4 separate regions of the Homo sapiens genome follow, and regions 2, 3 and 4 are each linked to region 1. A link is a loop called in an ENCODE intact Hi-C map of the cell type or tissue named here. Cell type or tissue: gastrocnemius medialis. All regions are shown on one strand.

Evidence for each region. A loop is a pair of places that touch in the nucleus more often than their neighbours do. Peaks named below come from ENCODE experiments on the same cell type or tissue, not always from the same donor. Only the 100,000 strongest peaks of a DNase experiment are listed, where the experiment ranks them.
Region 2: a loop joins it to region 1, with 8 times the contacts of the local background. A loop is called at or near these places in 88 of 110 quality-filtered maps.
Region 3: a loop joins it to region 1, with 5 times the contacts of the local background. A loop is called at or near these places in 6 of 110 quality-filtered maps.
Region 4: a loop joins it to region 1, with 5 times the contacts of the local background. A loop is called at or near these places in 12 of 110 quality-filtered maps.

Annotation. Positions count from the first base shown.
Region 1 is chr22:17,072,412-17,077,411 of GRCh38, forward strand. No RefSeq gene overlaps it. Among named protein-coding and RNA genes, the nearest start is that of IL17RA, 10 kb to the right of the region's middle. RefSeq lists a silencer at 2,702-2,761 and an enhancer at 3,922-4,091. In gastrocnemius medialis, a CTCF peak has its summit at 2,688 (motif pointing right); a DNase peak (open chromatin) is centred at 2,745.
Region 2 is chr22:17,499,175-17,504,174 of GRCh38, forward strand. It overlaps CECR2 (CECR2 histone acetyl-lysine reader), which reads left to right. Exons shown (of 19, transcript NM_001290047.2): 4 at 236-375; 5 at 1,457-1,561; 6 at 3,908-3,957. Among named protein-coding and RNA genes, the nearest start is that of SLC25A18, 62 kb to the right of the region's middle. In gastrocnemius medialis, a CTCF peak has its summit at 2,711 (motif pointing left); no DNase peak of the experiment used is centred here; H3K27ac peaks cover 1,833 bases.
Region 3 is chr22:17,782,898-17,787,897 of GRCh38, forward strand. It overlaps MICAL3 (microtubule associated monooxygenase, calponin and LIM domain containing 3), which reads right to left. Exons shown (of 32, transcript NM_015241.3): 32 at 4,752-5,000. Among named protein-coding and RNA genes, the nearest start is that of LINC00528, 8.1 kb to the left of the region's middle. RefSeq lists enhancers at 2,014-5,000, 2,356-2,465, 3,716-3,765. In gastrocnemius medialis, CTCF peaks have their summits at 2,518 (motif pointing left), 2,726 and 4,069; DNase peaks (open chromatin) are centred at 2,504, 2,927, 4,034 and 4,414; H3K27ac peaks cover 3,047 bases.
Region 4 is chr22:17,636,405-17,641,404 of GRCh38, forward strand. BCL2L13 (BCL2 like 13) reads left to right here and starts at 2,353. Exons shown (of 7, transcript NM_015367.4): 1 at 2,353-2,482. RefSeq lists enhancers at 618-1,490, 1,491-2,362, 1,915-1,964, 2,015-2,194, 2,315-2,594 and 1 more. In gastrocnemius medialis, no CTCF peak of the experiment used is centred here; DNase peaks (open chromatin) are centred at 2,277 and 3,158; H3K4me3 peaks cover 3,134 bases; H3K27ac peaks cover 4,204 bases.

The DNA.
Region 1 (5,000 bases):
TTGCTCTTTTTTTCTTAGTTTAGCTAAAGGTTTATTTTGTTTATCTTTTCAAAAAGCCAACTTTTTGTTTCATTGATTATTTGTAATTTCTTTAGTCTCAATTTCATTTAGTTCCCTGATCTTTATTATTTCTTTCCTCCTAATTCTGGCTTTGGTTTGCTCTTGCTTTTCTAGTGCCTTGAGGTGCATCATTAGGTTGTTTATATGAAGTCTTTCTACCTTTTTTTTTCTTGATTTCACAGTGTTTGGAATCTACTTTTTTCTTATAGGCATTTATTGCTATAAACATCCCTCTTGTTACTGCTTCTGCTGTATCCCATAGATTTTGGCTTGTTGTATTTCCATTTCCATTTGTTTCAACTTTTTAAAATTTCCTTCTTAATTTCTTTATTGACCTATTGATTGTTCAAGAGCATGTTGTTTTGTTTCCATGTGTTGTGTATTGTCCAAGGCTCTATAGTGACCTTCTTTATCTCTTTTTACAGTCTTTTATTTGTAGTCTATTTTATCTGATATAAGAATAACTACTCCTGCTCTTTGTTGGCTTCCAGTTGCATGGAATGTCTTTTGCTATCCCTTCACTTTCAGTCTTGGTGTGTCTTTATAGGTGAGATGGGTTTGTTGTAGGCAGCATATAGTTGGGTCTTGTTTCTTTATCCTGTCAGCCAACCCATGGCTTTTAATTGGAGAATTGAGTCCATTTACATGCAGGGTTATTATTGATATTATTACTACTGCCATTTTGTTGCTTGTTTTCTGATCGTTTTGTAACTCCTTGCTTCCTTTCTTTCTTTCTTCCTATCTTTCTTTAGTCCTGTCTTTCTTTGAGGTTAAGTGATATTCTCTGGTAGTATGTTTTAACTCATTGCTTTTATTTTTAATGAATCTATTTCAGGTTTGTGCATTGTGATTACCATGAGGCTTACCAAAAACATTTTATAGATATAACAGGTTATTTTAAAGAGATAACAGCTTAAAGAAAATAAAAATGAACACGGAAAAAAGAGTTTAACTTTACAATTTAACTCCATCCCCCACATTCTGACTTTATGTTGTCTCAATGTATGTGTATTTCTATAATGTCCATCTCCTAACAGATTGCTGTAGGTATTGTTGTTTTTGATAGATTTGTCTTTTGGGCTGCATACTAGTTATGAGTAGATTGCACATTGAAATTATAGTATTAGAGTATTCTGGGTTTGTTCATGTACTTAATTTTACCAGCAGGTTTCATACCTTTACATATTTTCTTTTTGCATGTTAGTGTTTTTTTTTTCTTTCTTTCTGATTGAAGAATTCTCCTTAGCACTTCTTGTAACACAGGTCTGGTGGTAGTGAACTCTCATCTTTTGTTTGTCCAGAAGAGACTTTATGTCCTCTCCATATTTGAAGGGACACTTTTCCAATACAGTATTCTTAAATGGCAGTTTTTTTCTTTCAGCACTTTGAAAATGCCATCCCATTCCCTTCTGATCTGTATAGTTCCAATTGAGAAATCTGTTGCCAGACAAATTGGAGCTTTTTTATATGTTATTTGCTTCTTTTCTCTTGCTGCTTTTAGAATCCTTTCTTTACCCTTGACCATTGAGCATTTCGTTATTATATGCCTTTTGGTAGTCTTATTTGGGTTGAACCTGTTTGGTGTTCTCTGATCTTCTTGTATGTGGCTATTTGTCTCTTTCTCAAGTTTGGAAAGTTTTTTGAGTGTCCGTGTTTGATTTTGAATAAGCTTTCCACCCTTTGCTCTTGCTCAACTCCCTTTTGAACACCAAGAATTCTTAGATTTGGTCTTTTGAGGTAATTTTCTATATTTAGGAGACAATTTTTATTGCATTTTATTCTTTTTTTGTTTTTGCTCCTCTGTGTATTTTTTAGAAGCCTGTCTTTGAGCTTGCTGGTTTTTTCCCTCTGCTTGATTCATTTCGCTGGTTGAGAGCCTCTAATGATTTTTTTTTTTTTTTTCAGAGACAGAGTCTCACTCTGTCGCCCAGGCTAGAGTGCAGTGGCATGATCTTGACTCACTGCAACCTCCGCCTCCTGGGTTCAAGTAATACGTCTGCCTCAGCCTCCCGAGTAGCTGGGACTACAGGCGCATGCCACCATGCCCAGCTCATTTTTTGTATTTTAGTAGAGACGGGGTTTCACCATGTTGCCCAAGCTGGTCTCGAACTCCTGAGCTCAGGCACCTTGGCCTCCCAAAGTGCTGGGATTACAGGTGTGAGCGACCACGACTGGCCATGAATTTTTTAGTTGAGTGAATTTATTTCTCAGCTCCAAGATTTCTGTTTGATTATTCAAAATTTCAATCTCTGTATTAAATTTCTCTTGTAAATTTCTGAATTACTTTTGTATGTTATCTTGGATATCACTGAGTTTTCTCAAAACAGATATTTTGAATTCTTGGTCAGAGGTTCACAGATTGCTGACTCATTAAGGTCAGTCACTGGTTCCTCACTTTGTCCATTTGGAGTCATGATTCCTTCTTTGCTATTGTTTCCTGTGATGTGAGTCTATGTCTTTGCATTAAAGGATTTGTTATTTATTTCAATCTTCTCTGTCTGGCTTGTTTCAGTTTTTATTTGATATGTTTGCTTGGGGTTTTTATTTTTAATTTACCTGTTGGTTTTATTTATTTATTTATTTATTTTATTTTTCTTTTTTTCCAGCTAGGTCACTGCCTCCTTTTTGACACTAGATGGTGGCATAAGCCCAGGTTTGCCTTGGTTCTGGAAAGCAATTAGTGCCACCCGGCCTGGCGCTGTGGCTCATGCCTGTAATCCTAGCACTTTGGGAGGCTGAGGTGGGCGGATCACGAGGTCAAGGGATCAAGACCATCCTGGCCCACATGGTGAAACCCTGTCTCTACTGAAAATACAAAAATTAGCTGGGCGTGGTGACACGCGCCTGTAGTCCCAGCTACTCGGCAGGCTGAGGCAGGGGAATCGCTTGAACCCGGGAGGCAGAGGTTGCAGTGAGCCAAGATCGTGCCACTGCACTCCAGCCTGGTGACAGGGTGAGACTCCATCTCAAAACAAAAGAGTGCCACCCATCAGGATAAGGGAGGTCTCAAAGGGGACATTTCAGTAGTGTGGGAAGGATGGTTAGGGGTTGTGCCCAGGGGACCTGTGGAACAAACCTACCACATGGTGCTGCTTAACAGCCACGCTGATTTGCTGTCTCCTTTGGCCAAATTAGAGCAGAGTGTCCAGGGCTGGGGATGGTGGTCCTGCCTCCCTACTCTGTCTCTGGCTGTCCTCTGGGATATTTCTTATTCCAGGCACACTTTCTTTCTGTGCCTTTCTGTGGGTTGAGTTTCTGTGGGTTGAGTCAGGGACTCAACCTTTCTGTGGGTTGCTTTCTGTGGGTTGAGTCAGGGACAGGTTTCCTGCCAGTGAACCCACGATGATGGAGAAGCTGGCTGGCCATCTCGATCTCACTTTTTCCAGTGAAGAATGCATGAGTCAGCGAGTTTTCTGCACGCTTGGTGTGGGGCAGATTTGAGGGAGGGGCATGATGGATATAGAAGTCTGAGTCTCAGCCAGGCACAGTGGCTCACACCTGTAATCTCAGCACTTTGGGAGGCCGAGGCAGGCAGATCACCTGAGGTAAGGAGTTCAAGACCAGCCTGGCCAACATGGTGAAATCTGTCTCTACTAAAAATACAAAAATTACCCACGCGTGGTGGCGCACACTTGTAACCCCAGCTACTCAGGAAGCTGAGGCAGGAGAATTGCTTGAACCCGGGAAGTACAGGTTGCAGTGAGCCACTGCACTCCAACCTGGGCAATAGAGCGAGACCCCGTCTTTAAAAAAAATTTTCTTTAAGTCTGATTCTCTTGACAATGTCTCAAAGTTTTTTTCATATGTGGCCCCAGGAACTCTCATCTTCATATTTGAGTTCTGGAACATTGCTGGTGATGATCTTGGTGCTATGTGTTTCTTTTCAGTTTTCTGTTGGGGAAGTAAAGCCAGCTTGCTTCCGCAGCACCATTTTAGAACCCCTAGTAAAATTTTCGATTGAGAAATATTCTGCAAATGTTTTTATATTTTACCTCCTTTTCAGTGATCACCATTCTCTAGCCATGTGATTGACAAGGACTTTCTCATAGTTCTATACCCTTCACCACATCATTCACTCTTCCTCCCGTAACATTATTTCTAGTCAGTCACCTACAACCCTCTCCTCTGTTTCTTCAAATCTCAATGTACCTTTTCTTTTCTTTTCTTTTCTTTTTTCTGAGACGGAATCTCACTCTGTTACCCAGGCTGGAGTGCAGTGGTGTGATCTTGGCTCACTGAAACCTATGCCTCCTGGGTTCAAATGATTCTCCCGCTTCAGCCTCCCGAGTAACTAGGATTACAGGCACCCGCCACCACGCCCGGCTAATTTTTTTGAGATGAAGTCTTGCTGGGTCACCCAGGCTGGAGTGCAGTGGCGCGTTCTCAGCTCACTGCAACTTCTGCATCCCAGGTTCAAGCAATTTTCCTGCCTCAGCCTCCCGACTAGCTGGGATTGCAAGCGCCCGCCACCATGCCACGCGCTCAGCTAATTTTTGTATTTTTAGTAGAGACGGAATTTCATCATGTTGGCCAGGCTGGTCTCAAACTCCTGACTTCCTGATCCGCCCACTTTGGCCTCCCAAAATGCTGGGATTACAGGCGTGAGCCACCATGCCTGGCCAATTTTTACATTTTTAGTAGAGACAGAGTTTCACCATGTTGGCCAGGCTGGTCTCGAACTCCTGACCTCAAGTGATCTGCCCACCTCAGCCTCCCAAAGTGCTGGGATTGCAGGTGTGAGTCACCACACCCCACCAATGTACCTTTTCTTTAAAATATAAATTTAATTGCTATTCCTGCATGTAATTATTCTCAGTCTGGCTTCATGCAACAGGAAGACCCCCTAGCCTGAGAGCTAAAAACTTCTAACTTCTTTACCAAGCACACCATCTGGCTCTCTTTATCCTGGGCTCTGCCACTGACTACCTGTGTGGCATGAG
Region 2 (5,000 bases), 430 kb after region 1:
GAGGTGGGGTTTCACCATGTTGGCCAGGCTGGTCTTGAACTCCTGACCCCATGATTTGCCCGCCTCAGCCTCCCAAAGTGCTGGGATTACAGGCGTGAGCCACCACGCCCAGCGATACTTGGGCATTTTTAGATTTGAGTTATGCTTACGTGTAAATTTGGAATCCTCGTTCTGGTTTTTTCCTGGTGCGTTTTGTTCCCCATTTCCCCAAACCCCTTTTCCGTGCTCTGTGTAGGGCCTGGATGCAGACAGTCTCCGTGTGGAGCCATTGGGTGAAGACAATTCTGGGGCACTATATTGGTATTTCTATGGAACACGAATGTACAAAGAGGACCCGGTGCAAGGAAAATCCAATGGAGAACTCTCTTTGAGCAGGTATGTTCTTCAGTGTTAGGGCATGATAGCTACTGTATTAAAATGTCATTAAGATTAAATGCATCAGAATTCTACAGCACAATTTTTTTTTCCTAATGAAGGAATTCTCTAAGCATGCCTGCAAAGAGATGGTAAGGAGATACTTCATGCAAAAACAAAAAGGAATTAATTCTCTGCTACCAGAGGGGTTAAATATACTTTTTTAATCTGAAGTTCTTGATAGGAGGTTTCTGAGAAATGCCACTCCTCTTGCCACAGGCTATTTTAATATAGCAGGTTTCTTCTCAGCAGCACAATCATTTCACTGCAGTAACAATTTCATCTTGCATCATCAGTCCTTGAGATCTCCTTATTTCGACTAGAATTAATGATGTAGTTTATGCCAGGCGCAGTGGCTCATGCCTGTAATCCCAGCACTCTGGGAGGCCGAGGCGGGCGGATCACGAGGTCAGGAGATCGAGACCATCCTGGCTAATACGGTGAAACCCTGTCTCTACTAAAAATACAAAAAATTAGCCAGGCGTGGTGGCGGGCACCTGTAGTCCCAGCTACTCGGGAGGCTGAGGCAGGAGAATGGTGTGAACCCGGGAGGCTGATCTTGCAGTGAGCCGAGATCGCACCACTGCACTCCAGCCTGGGCGACAGAGCGAGACTCCATCAAAAAAAAAAAAAAAAAAAGAATTTAATGATGTAGTTTATGAACGTTAGTATCCATCAGTTTAAGAACAGAAGGAATTTAAATGATGCCTGAAACATAAGCTTTACTAAGTAAGGAAGAGGCCGCATTTCCATAGCATCCCAAAACAATGCTAACCTCTTATTTAGGCTTTCTTACTGCTAGGAGAATGCTTACTCTTCGGAAGGTGTTAGTTAGATCTTAAGCACATTTTAGTATTGCAAAATGTTAGTTTTCCTCAGATCCACAGTCTAATAATGAAGACTGGAAGTTGCTGTTCCCTTTTCCTTTCACTGCTACATTTAATCCTTTTTGGTAATCTCATGGCCAGAAATACTGTTTTAAAATCATATGTAGCAATGCCAATCCTGTGCCAGAACATTTCTATTTAATATTATTTATTAGGGAAAGTGAAGGACAAAAAAATGTCTCAAGTATTCCTGGAAAAACGGGAAAAAGAAGAGGAAGACCCCCAAAACGGAAGAAACTGCAGGAGGAGATTCTGTTGAGGTAAGAAAATCTTGTTAGTTGTGGTCATAGACCATGGCAGAAGGGACCTTAATTCATTTATTCCTTTTTCTTTATTTTGCCTGTGCCATGGGAAGCACATTATTATAGCAACCTGAAACTGAGTCCTTATGAAATTACCACATGTGCAGTACAGTCAGGAAGCCCTTAGTGTGTGACATCTGGCAAGTCACCTCCCCTCTCTAAGCGAGTCCTCTTACTAGACGATGGATGTGCACTTAATGAGGATTATATTGAACAAGACAGTTTTTTTCATTCTTCAATTTTATATTTAATTTTAGCAAAGAAAGATACTTGGGGGATTTTCTTTTATATGTCATTATCTTCTAGGAAATTTCACCATGTGAATCTTGCTATAGGACTTTTCAAAATCTGACCTATGCTGTGTAAATACACTTTTTACTTAAGGATCAGCTCTATCACTAAGCCTATTGAAGTGAGGCTGTATTCTTAAAAATTCTGATAACTCAGGACAAGTGGCTTCTTCCCTTCCTACTTAATCTAAATGCTTGAGTTAGGCTGAATTTCACCCTGTCACTTTTTAACCACTAAGAAATATTTCTGGGAAATCAGATTAAGAATATAGATCACTCAGGAGATCGAGACCATCCTGGCTAACACGGTGAAACCCCGTCTCTACTAAAAATACAAAAAATTAGCCAGTCGTGGTGGCGGGTGCCTGTAGTCCCAGCTACTCGGGAGGCTGAGGCAGGAGAATGACGTGAACCTGGGAGGCAGAGCTTGCAGTGAGCCGAGATTATGCCACTGCACTCCAGCCTGGGCGACACAGCGATACTCCATCTCAAAAAAAAAAAGAATGTAGATCACTCAGATCCTGATTTTAACTCAATCAGCATCCACTTAACTTTACAGAAGTTCAGCTTCAGATTGCAGCTGCCTATTTCTTGCTTATCCGTTTCTGTGACAAATGTCCTGTAATTACTTAACGTTTTATGTATCAACACCTGTTTCCGGGTTTGTTAGGATTTCACACGTCCTTCGATATTCAGAAAGCTGCATGATACCTGTCTCCGTTTCCCCATAAGTATCAAGAATCACAGTAGCTTAGGGTTGGGACTGTAGAATCATTTTAACAAGCATCCATGGACTTGTGCTACCCTCTACTGGTGACTTTTTTCCTTTAGAGCTGTGTGTGTAAGCCAGTATTTAAATATTTTTTCATTAAATTTAAAATTCAGTTTCTGGTTCACGCTGGCCACGTTTCAGATGCTCAGCAGCCACATGGTTTATTGGATAATGCCAATATAGAACATTTTCATTCTCATAGAAACTTTAATCGAAAACAAGCGAAAAGTCCACAGAGTGTCCTTTCTGTTTCAGGGATACAAGTGAAAATGATACTTCATCCTAATGCGTTATACACTTTGCATTTTGTCATTTAATCTCCAACGTCCCTGTGAGGTAGGCACTATTAATAGCTCCATTTTGGGGGAAAGTTAATTAACTTTCCTGAGGTCACATTGTAAGTGGCACAGCTTGAATAGAGGCATTCCCCCTTCGGAGCCCATGCTCTTAACCCTCTGCCTTAGGTAAGGATCAATTATAATAAATACACCTGTCTTCAGTGCGGCCCTGAATCAGGGAGGAGGACATTGGAATCCCTACAGTTCTTTTTTCTTGGCATTTAATTATTAACAGTTGCATCTCTCTCTTGACTGGAGCAGTGATAAAAAACAAGAACAAACAAACAAAAAAAACAGTGCATCTGTTTGATTTCCAAAAAAAGCTTTAAAAGTTACTGTTTTCTGGCTGGGCACGGTGGCTCACGCCTGTAATCCCAACACTTTGGGAGGCCAAGGCAGGCAGATCATGAGGTCAGGAGTTCAAGACCAGCCTGGCCAACATGGTGAAATCCCGTCTCTACTAAAAAATACAAAAATTAGCTGCACCTGGTGGCGGGTGCCTATAGTCCCAGCTACTCAGGAGGCTGAGGCAGGAGAATCATTTGAACCTGGGAGGCGGAGGTTGCAGTGAGCTGAAATCGCGCCATTGCACTCCAGCCTAAGTGACAGGGCAAGACTCCGTCTCAAAAAAATAAAAATAAAAAATAAAAGTTACTGTTTTCTTATGCATTGATACTGTTGCCATAACATAGGGTAGCTGTATGTCAGTACTTCCCTCCTAGACCAGCATGCCTGCATCTTAGTGTTCATTTATTCAGCGTTCCGCCTCCAAGCCTTGTCCCCTTAACACACACACATACACTCTCTTTGTGTTAAATTAATGGGTTCTACCATCCTGGGGTGGCACAGAACAATTTTGGACCTGTCTTTGTTTTAATTGGCACCTCTTTTTCCTGTGTTTCAGTGAAAAGCAGGAAGAAAATTCCTTGGCATCCGAGCCACAGACAAGACATGGTAATGTTCTTTACTGGCATTTAGAAAGAATTAAATAAATATGATTCATTTATGCTAGGGTGTTGACTCTTTTTCTAGAGTCATACAAAGTAAAGGTTATTGCAATAGCCTTTTACCTACCCCCTGTACTCTTCTTCAGTTCTCCTCCTCACACCTTATCCTGTGCCCAGCTCATCATCTGACTAAGGATTAAGATCAGAACTAGATCTTTTCACTAGTGCCCTGTTTACTGGGGACAGTGTAATAGACACCTTAACGTTGGAGTGAATAACCAGCTTCTCAAAGAGAGGTCTTTTTAATGTCAGTGCTTCATGACACAATGGTTTCCTTATAGGTTTACTACATACTGGTTTCCTACCTAGATTTTAATTTTGTAATCCAAATAACATAAAAATGGGAGGCACATACCAGTTTGCACAGTGTAGTTGAGGCAGGGTAGACTCAGCAAAGACTCAAAATCAAAACCATTTCTGTCAATATATTTAATCATTTCTAGACTGTGAATATCTATCTTGTTAAATTCACAGTAGTTATATTTGTATTGCCTTTAGACATTACATTTTTTTTTAGTTGTTAACAATGACTTTAACAGGAAAACCAGAAGTATACATTGTCAACTTTAAAGTCAAAAAGAGGCCATTGTGGCGGCTCATGCCTGTAATCCCAGCACTTTGGGAGGTCGAGGTGGATGGATCACTTGAGGTCGGGAGTTCGAGACCAGCCTGGCCAACATTGTGAAACCCCATCTCTACTAAAAATACAAAAATTACCTGGGCGTGGTGGCAGGCACCTGTAATCCCAACTACTCGGGAGGCTGAGGCAGGAGAATCACTTGAATCCAGGAGGCGGAGGCTGCAGTGAGCTGAGATGGTGCCCCTGAACTCCGGCCTGGACAACAGAGCAGGACTCTGCCTCTAAATAAATAAATAAATAAATAAATAAATAAAATTTAAAAGTAGGCCAGGTGCAGTGGCTCACACCTGTAATCCCAGCACTTTGGGAGTTCGAAGCAGGCAGATCACTTGAGCTCAGGAATTAGAGCC
Region 3 (5,000 bases), 710 kb after region 1:
ACAGGCTTGGAGAGCCGCACCCGGCATCAGCCAGCCAGGCAGACGCCTGGTCTAGCGCTTGGTTCTCACAGGCATGTGGCCTCCAGTAAAAGATCTTCCTGGAGAGAGGGATGAAGGCTCTTGGGATCATCTTTAGAGGTGCTGATGGAGAAGCGGGGGGGGGGGGCCTTCAGGTGGGTGTGTATCCCTTTATCTAGAATGCTTGGGACCAGAGGTGTTTCAATTTTTCAGATTTTGGAATCTTTGCCGACATGATGCTCAAAGGAAATCCTGCATTAGGGAGTCTTAGCCTGTATCTCCGCTGGCGTGGAGGAAAAGGACAGGAAAGTTTTGAATGGCGGATCCACCCAGGGGACTTCCCTGGATGGGGCGCTGCCACCCCTGGGCCCTGTGTGGGAAAGCTTCAGTACTACACGGTGCCACCGGCTCCCAGCCCCAGCTGAGCTCACCGTCCAGCTCTCAAAGCCAAGGGCAATTCTTTGGCACCTGAAAATGCATCTAAAACTATGACGTTTATAGCTGCCTTAGCCCTACTTAATCTCTATTTCTCTACACCAAATCTCTCTACTGCATGTGCTTACGCCTACGTGCTCTGCTGCCATGGTGCCTTGCCAAGAGCGTGGCTGTGCTTTAGTTCTCCCCGGGGCCTTGGAGGACTCTCCAGGGAGGAGGAAAGGATGGTGCTAGGGGGAGGAGGCTGGGGGTGGACCTTGTTCTGATGCCCCTTGTCTCATGCACGAAGTTCTTCACCCTCCTCCAAACCTTGACCTGGTGGGAGCAGAGACTACCCCCTCCCTGGGGCCAGGGATAGGATGCTCATGCCTGGGAAGGCCAGCAAGCCTTCCCCGCTTACTCAAGGCTCTGCAGGGTTCTGGGGGCCGGTGCTGTCTTTGGTGCCATCCGATTGCTTCTGCTTGTGGGCCTCACCCTAGGGCTGTTCACCAAAGTCCTTCTTATCACAATCCTGGCTTGAAATAAGTGGGTTTCCAATTTTTTATCCCTGATCTTGCCTGGATCTTGATTCTGAGACTCCTCCCATCCCACCCTCTCCAACAGCAGAGACCCCTCCCATTAGCTGCACGCGATTGCTCCGAGATAACAAAGCATTGGCAGATGCTGGTGGAGCAGGCCTGCCCTTGACGTGGGCAAGAAGCTTGGGGAAAAAGACAATTTCCTGCTTGTCTTTTCTTGTCAAAATACATGGCCACACCAGGGGAAGGACAGGAAGAATTCTCTTACCAGCCAGCAGCGGCAACTTAGCAGCTACAGACACAGAGCGCAGGGGACGGGCGGGAATGACTGGCCATGGAGGAGCCGAGAGAGTCGGGACCTGCAGGAGCTGCCTGCTGAGGCGGTCTGGCTGGGCAGGTGGTCCCTGTGCTGGGGCCTCCGGGTGGAAGGCATCCCAGCCCCCCGAGGGAACAAGTTTGGTCCGAGATACATTTTTGAAAGGTATTTAATTCTCTAAAAACATTTTTAAAAGAAGTGAGACCCACTGGGGAAAGGGAGCTGCTGGCTGCCAGGTGCCTCTCTCTCCTTTTCTCCCGAGAAAGACCTGGCAGCCACTCTGCCGGGGAGACAACCGGGGGCTAGAGGGGCAGGCCCTGGGCCGGGCGCAGTGGCTCACGCCTGTAATCCCAGCACTCTGGGAGGCTGAGGTGGGCGGATCACCTGAGGTCGGGAGTTCGAGATCAGCCTGACCAACATGGAGAAACCGCATCTCTACTAAAAATACAAAATTAGCCGGGCATGGTGGCGTGTGCCTGTAATCCCAGCTACTCAGGAGGCTGAGGCAGGAGAATCACTTGAACTTGGGAGGCGGAGGTTGTGGTGAGCCGAGATCGCGCCATTGCACTCCAGCCTGGGCAACAAGAGCAAAACTCTGTCTCAAAAAAAAAAAAAAGAAAAAAGAAAAAAGAAAAGAAAGGCAGGCCCTGGACACTCATGGGGGCTGACCACTGAGAGGCTCCTCTCGCCTGCTGGGCCGGGTGCCTGTGGGTTGAGCAGCCCCTCAACGCTGACACTCCAGCACCCATCTGGACAAATCCCTCATCCTTGACGATGGCCTTGTGAAGACCCAGGGACCCGTGGCCTGTCCCTGGAGCTGCTGCTGGGACACCAGCTCTGACCTGCTGCCTGGGTGGAGGGGTGGCTGGGGCAATGGGGCCGGCTGAACCCTCTGGGAACACGGACTCCACGGGGGCCCAGCAAGTTCGTGAAACAGGGAGGCTGGCCTCGAGCTGCAGGGGGCTGCCTCCCGAGTCCTCCTAGGGTTCTCCCATCAGGAGGCATCTGTGCATCTACACGGGGCCCGACTCCGGAACCTCCAGCCTTCCCACGTGCTCCCCCATCCTAAGTTGGTCAGCAGTCCCAAGTCGGTGGGAGGAATGCGAGGCGCCGGCCGGGTGAGTGCTGTGACCAGGCTGACGTCGGGGGAAGAGACAGGAACACATCCCGCCAGGACACCGAGCTGGTGCTCACCTAACTTGTGCTCCCTGCCGCCCTCTTGTGGGTGGGCAGACACCAGCAGCTTCAGTCAGTCTCGTGTCACACAGCTGCGCGAGGTAGCTCCACACGCACCTACGCGTCTGGAGGATGCTATCCCTGGCTACTTTGGGGACCACTCAATACTGGCAGCCTCACCACGGTTCAGGTGTTGACTGTCCAGGGAGGCCCTCAGCCCCATCCACCTAGTCCTGAGCCACCCCACCCTGGCCCCACCCTGGGCCCCACGGCTGGAAACAGCCTGCTCCAGTACTGGATGTGCACTCTGTGGCTCGGACGCCGCGGGGGCATGAAAAGGGGCTGTGTGTGCAGCACAGGGACTGTCTTCCTCCTCCGTCCTGGCAGTAGGTGGCTTCTCTGGCAGTGTGGCTGTGGCACATGTGGCCTACCCACAGCAACTGGACTCCTCTGCCTTCCCCGGCAAAGCCCCCGCTGCAGGAAGACCTTGGGGCAGGGGGCACACGAAGAGGCTGCTGAAAAAGCTCCTGGTGAAGCTGAGCAGCCACAGGCTGTTGGGAGGGCCACGGGCCTGGTCTCATAGGCTCCTGTGCTGTGTGCGGCAGGAGGCTCCGGCCCCCGGCCAGTGTTTGGGTGGTATGGCCTCACCCTCCTCACTGGGCATCACTGGGGAGGTCATCCGAGCAGGGGACACGAAGAGGGGAGGGTCTAGCACGTGGGCCAGTGTGGCCAGCTTATAAAATGGAATAAAATGGCATGTCTTGTCCCTTCATTTTTGGCTGATTCTTAAGATGGGACTATGTGAGGATTCAGGGTTCAGGAGGGACTTTGGAGCTGTTAAAGATGTGGTGGTTCATGAAAGAAGAGCTTCTTGTTTTTTGTTTTAAAATAGTTTTTAAAATTTAAAAATGATAGAGCCTATACTTTTTTTTTTTTTTTTTTGACAGAGTCTCACTGTCACCCAGGGTGCAGTGGCACAATCTTGGCTCACTGCAACCTCCACCTCCCAGGTTCAAGCAATTCTCTTGCCTCAGGCTCTCCAGTGTGCCACCACACCCAGCTAATTTTTGTATTTTTAGTAGAGACGTGGTTTCGCCATATTGGCCAGGCTGGTCTTGAACTCCTGACCTCAGGTGACCCTCATGCCTCGGTCTCCAGAAGTGCTGGGATTACAGGCGTGCGCCACGGCGTGTGGCCTTTTTGTGTGCTTCTGACAGTGGCTCTGGCCTGGCCCAGCAGCCTTCCTTTCTGGTGTCCTCCCTAAAGCAATACTTATCATTTCCTGCCACCTGAGGTGGCTGTGAACTGCAGCCCAAGGCTGCCTGGTGCAGCTCTGACAAGCAAGCCCTTCTGAGGAACAAGAGCCTGGGGGTCAGGTGACTACCAAGCCCCATTTCCTTTCCCAACAGGCAAGTGACCCAGCTCTCCTTGTACGGGATGTCCTCTAGGGCCACAGGATATGCACTTTGAGCTGCTCATCCATTTTTGTCCTCTGTTCTACCTGACACGCCCACATTTGTCCCAGCCAGGCCTTTCTTTGTTCTGGAATAGCTGGGAACGCAGCTGGAAGGACTGGGAGCCAGCTTCCACTGAGTGGCTTCTAGCTGCCTGTAGGCGGTGTGGCTCACGTGCACAGAGCTGCTGCGGTCTTTCCCTCCCTGCATGGCGCCCCTGGATGGTCACAGGGTCAGCCGTGCTCCCAACAATGCAACACACCGAGGGAGGGGTTAGAGAGACAGCTGGGGCGTGCCTCGGAGGCTTCTTAGAACAAAGAAAGAGGAGCTGGCCAGGACTGTTCCCTGTAATCTCCTGGGGACAATTTTCAGGCTAACGAGCAGTGACCCTACGCACTGAATGACCTCGAGATCGTTGAAACATCTGAAAGGTTTAGGCGTGGGTGCTGCAGACCCCATGCCATGGACTCCCGGGTCAGCTGTGCTGCAGGACAGAGCCAGGCAGGGCTGGAAGGAGGGCTGCCAGGACCACAGCATCACCCTGACTCAGAGTATCTCCAATTCAAAGAGCACACTTCCCTTCCAGAAGCTACTGGGGCTTCGTCTGAAGAGTGGCTGCTTCTCAAACTTGGCTGCCTAAGACATTTACTCAAGTGACAGCAGTTGTGGCTGAGCCAGGATATTATGGAGGACTAAAAAAAAGCACGAACTTAAAAAAAACCATGTATTCTTTAAACCGTCTTGCACGCACCCAGGCACGAGCTAGATGCGTCATACCTTGCACCTACACCATCCACCTGAAAAATACAGTAAAATGACTTAAGAAACACACTATTTATTTGAAAAACTTTTATTTTGCATAAAACAGACCCATTCCCTTTGTGGGTCAGATGTTACCACCTTTAAAAAAATGTTTTTTAACTCTCCTTTCTGTCCCACTGAAAAATTTATTTTGAAAGGGTTAAGAAGAGTCTATCATTGCTGGTCAAAATCGGCCTGAGGATGGCCGCCAGGGACAGAGGCCTGAAGGCATCATCTGGGCAGGCCTGGAAGCCCACGGGGTGCAGCATCCTCAAGCCCAGG
Region 4 (5,000 bases), 560 kb after region 1:
AATTGTGAGCCCAGGAGGTCCATGATGCAGTGAGGTATGATTGTACCACTGCACTCCAGGCTGGGTAACAGAAGCGACACCTTGTCTCTAAAAAAATAAATAAGACCAGGCATGGTGGCTCACGACTGTAATCCCAGCACTTTGGGAGGCCGAGAGGGGTGATCACCCAAGGCCAAGAGTTGGAGACCAGCCTGGCCAACATGGCGAAACCCTATCTCTACTAAGAATACAAAAAAAAAATATTAGCCAGGTGTGGTGGTGGGTGCCTGTAATCCCAGCTACTCAGGAGGCTGAAGCAGGAGAATCGCTTGAACCCAGGAGGTGAGGTTCAGTGAGCTGAGATCGCGCCATTGCACTACAGCCTGGGTGACAGAGCAAGACTCTGTCTCGAGAAAATAATAATAAAAAATAAATAAATAAATAAAGGAAAAGACTGAGAGCAATGTGAAAGAAATGAACTTAAGTATGTACCAAATTGGTAACATAAGTACCTCCCAAAATAAATTATTGCATGTTACATTTTTGAAAGTTTTTTTAGGTAAAGTGTACATACAGTGAACTGCACAGACCTTAAAAGTAAAATTAGGGCCGGGCGCGGTGGCGCACCCCTGTAATCCCAGCACTTTGGGAGGCTGAGGCAGGCGGATCTCTTGAGGTCAGGAGTAGGAGACTAGCCTGGCCAACATGGTGAGACCCCGTCTCTATTAAAAATTTTTAAAAAGCCAGGCACGGTGGCTCACGTCTGTAATCCCAGCACTTTGGGAGGCCAAGGCGAGTGGATCACCTGAAGTCAGGAGTTCAAGACCAGCCTAACCAACGTGGAGAAACTCTGCCTCTACTAAAAATACAAAAATTAGCTGGGCATGGTGGTGGGTGCCTGTAATCCCAGCTACTTGGGAGGCTGAGGCAGGAGAATCGCTTGAACCCGAAAGGCAGAGGTTGCAGTGAGCTGAGATCGCGCCCCTGCACTCCAGCCTGGGCGACAGAGTGAGACTCTGCCTCAAAAAAAAAAAAAAAAAGTCTTCATTTTTGGTTACCCATTTCACTGCAACCTTTGCCTCCCAGGCTCAAGCGATTCTCCTGCATCGGCCTCCCAAGTAGCTGGGATTACAGGCGCGTGACACCATACCTGGCTAATTTTTTGTGTTTTTAGTACAGATGGGGAGTTTCACCATGTTGGCCAGGCAGGTCTGAAACTCCTGACCTCAAGTGATCCGCCCACCTTGGCTTCTCAAAGTGCTGGGATTACAGGAGTGATCCACCACACCCGGCCTGTACTATTAGTTTTCCAAGGTCACTAAGCCTTTCCTTTGCAAAACTTTATGTCCCTATTAATGGCACCATCCTTTCCTCAGTCACTCGGGCTTAAAAAGCATCCTGTGGCACCAGCCCCACAATAGCAGTTCAACTCTTTTATCACTTCCTTTAGAATAGCCTTGTTGAGATATAGATCTCATAACATAGAATTCACCTATAGTGTACAATTCAGTAGTTTTCAGTATTTCAAAGAGTCGTGCCACCATCACCCCAAAAAGAAACTCTGTATCCACTGGCAGTCACTCCCCATCAGGATTTTATCACTTCTGATCTGGCTCAGTCTTCTAACTCCTTATTGTCAATGCCCTCCTTGTTCCAATTCAGTACACACACCACGGGCAATTTGATCTCCCTAAAACACACTGTATCCTCTCTCCTAGATACCTTCCGATACTCCTCCAAAGAACTCTCGGATTCAAGTAAACAAACATCCATTAATACAAGTTAAGTATGTTCCAGGCGCTGTGTGTTCCAGGTACTGTTAACAAAAGCGGGTTACTAGTTAAGACTTCCTTCATGCCCTGGCGCCTCTGCTCAGCCAGTTCCCTTCGCCTAGGAGGACCTCTCTACACCACCCCGCTATATTCCCTCCCCGGAATTCCTTCCCAACCTTCAAGGACCATCTGCCCCAACTAGTGGCGAACATCGAGGCTGTCGTGACTGTGTAGATACTTATTTGACCTGCTCCCTTGGCAAACACTTGAAACGCAATACATGTTTGTGGAACTGAACATAGCCTGTGCATGCAGCAAGGCTTCTTTCCCTGGAATCGCCTGCCCTTCCTCCAACACAGCGACCAGCCGGTCAGAATCCCAACCCCTCGACTCCGGAAATGATCTGAGAGACGGAACTTCCGAACGTCGCAATCAGATTTGGGCGGGCTAGGAGGGTTTGGGTCTTCAGGTCACATCTGGACGGAGAGACCTCCGGGGCCTCCGTTGGTCGGTCCTTCCGCTCCGGATACCGTTCCGGATGTCAGGTAGTTCAGGTCCCGCCCCGACGCCGGCCGTGACGAAGGCACGCCGGGGTGACCTCACCCTCCAACATGGCGGCGGCGGTAGATTAGGGCCGCGGGTCGGAGCACTCACCGCCGCTGGGGGACCCTGTCGGAAGCAACTGCCGCCGCCGCCTCTTTCATCTCTTCTGGGGCAGGGGCCAGGGCCAGGTGAGGGGAGTGGGGTTCCGGGAAGGCTGAGCTGGGTGAGGAGGTGGTTTTCACCTGGGTAGGAAAGTGCCCAGAGACCGTATCGAGCCACCGACTCCCCAGTGGTTCCGACGACGCGTGAGTTTGAGTGTGTGTGTCTACACCGGCGCTCCTTCGCCCGAAGGTGCTCGGAGCTTAGGGGTCCGCTTCACCGTGACCGGACCTGGCCGCGCGGCCCCGCCGCTGAGCAGGCTTCTTCCGGCGTGGGGTGCCGGAGGCGGAGGAGCTCGGCCCTGGCTCCACGCCGCTGTCCTTCCCCACAGACAGCTTCACGTGGAAAACCCGGGTCCATTTTTAGGGCTAAACTGGGGAACGGCGACTTCTTTTTGGTTGAGGGAAAGGTTTTCCTGCGATTCACTTAGAACACTGGAAGATTAGCTTTGCCAGTCTTAGTCGTTTCTTCTCAGAGATTGTTAGAAGTCTTGTTTCTTAACCTTAATTCACTGCTGTTCTGACACCTATTTTTTCAGAAAAAAACTGCCTTCTTGCCCTTGGAGGCAGTACAGTTCACACGGAGTCATTTTCCCCCTTTGATTTATCCTCCCAACATTCTGTAAAGATCCTATTTCTTGCCTTCATAACCGACTTTCTGAGTGGAGGCTCTAACCTAGCGTTGAAAATCGGACGGATCTGGCCAGTTGTTCACATGCTGTTGACTGCTGGCTTTGGTTAGCTCTTAGCCACTCCCTGCACAAGTGTTTGTTTATTCAAAATAGCTATCTCACTGTCTCTGTTTAGAAGTTTGAACTAAGCTGAGAGCCCTCCCTCCTTACTTTTATTTTTTTGTTGTTGTTGCGTAAAACAAAACAAAAACTTCTTTGGCGAAATTATAAGATTTCCTCTGGAGGTTTAGTATAAAGCAGAATGTTGCTCTCTGCCCTGACTAGTGTGACCTTGGATGAGTTGCCACACCCTTCAGATACCTTCTTTCTTTTTTTTTTTTTTTGAGACAGAGTTTCCCTCTTGTTGCCTAGGCTGGAGTGCAATGGCGCGATCTCAGCTTACCGCAACCTCCGCCTCCTGGGTTCAAGCCATTCTCCTGCCTCAGCCTCCCGAGTAGCTGGGATTACAGGCATGCGCCACCACGCGGGGCTAATTTTGTATTTTTAGTAGAGACGGGGTTTCATCATGTTGGTCAGGATGGTCTCGAACTCCCAATCTCTGGTCATCCCCCCGCCTCAGCCTCCCAAAGTGTTGGGATTACAGGCGTGAGCCACCGCGCACGGTGATACCTTTTTTTCAACCACCCCCGCGCCACCGCATGAAGTATTATTTTCATTTTTAACACCCTCTCTCCCCCAAGTGAAGTATTCTTCATTTGGTAATAGGCAGTTAAGGGTATTGAAAATCTTTTTACTAGGAATGGTCAGGTACTGTTCTGTATTTTTTTTCCAATGGCTCATTTTTTATGTGGAAGAGTATATTCAGTAGTTGGATTCACTTTTTATTTTATTTTTAGTTGTCTCCTACAGCAAGGACCAGTAGTTGAATTCAATTGAAAGATGCCTAAGGCTATATCTAACCAGTCTTGTAAAAAAACAGACTTGTGTTTACTAGCACATAATCTAATCAACATGTATTAAATATCACACACATTAAGCTTTTAGGACAAGTGGTTTGCAACAGTAATAATCATTAACAACATTTCATTTGGCTGTTTGCGATGGCTCACTGTAATCCCAGCACTTTGGGAGGCTCAGGCAGGAGCATTGCTTGAGCCCGGGAGTTCGAGACCAGCCTGGGCAACATAAGGAGACCTTGTCTTCACAAAAAATTAAAAAAAAAAAAAATTAGCCAGGCATAGGTCCCAGCTACTTGGAAGACTGAGGCGAGAGGGAGGACTGCTTGAGCCCGGGAGATCAAGGCTGCTGTGAGCTGTGATTGCTCCACTGTACTTCAGTCTGGATGACAGAGACCCTGACTCAAAAAATATATATATGTTTGTTTATTAATTTTTTATATATATATATATATTTTTTTTTTGAGGCGGAGTGTCGCTCTGTCGCCCAGGCTGGAGTGCAATGACACGATCTCGGCTCACTGCAAGCTCTGCCTCCTGAGTTCACACCATTCTCCTGCCTCAGCCTCCCGAGTAGCTGGGACTACAGGTGCCCGCCACCGCGACAGGCTAATTTTTTGTATTTTTAGTAGAGACGGGGTTTCACCGTGTTAGCCAGGATGGTCTCGATCTCCTGACCTCGCGATCTGCCCGCCTCGGCCTCCCAAAGTGCTGGGATTACAGGCATGAGCCACTGCGCCCGGCCTAAATAGATATGTATTTTATTGTGAAATACTTCAGGCATACAAAACACAAGTGTTAAACATTCACTTAGTTCCAGTCTGCATTTATCATTTTTTAGACAGGATTTTGATTTGTATCTTATTCCAAATAAATGTTCACCAAGAGTTCTTGTTTAATATATATACAAAGTGGGGGTGGGTGGTATTTTCAGATTGGTTTATTTTTTTTTCTTGTTCT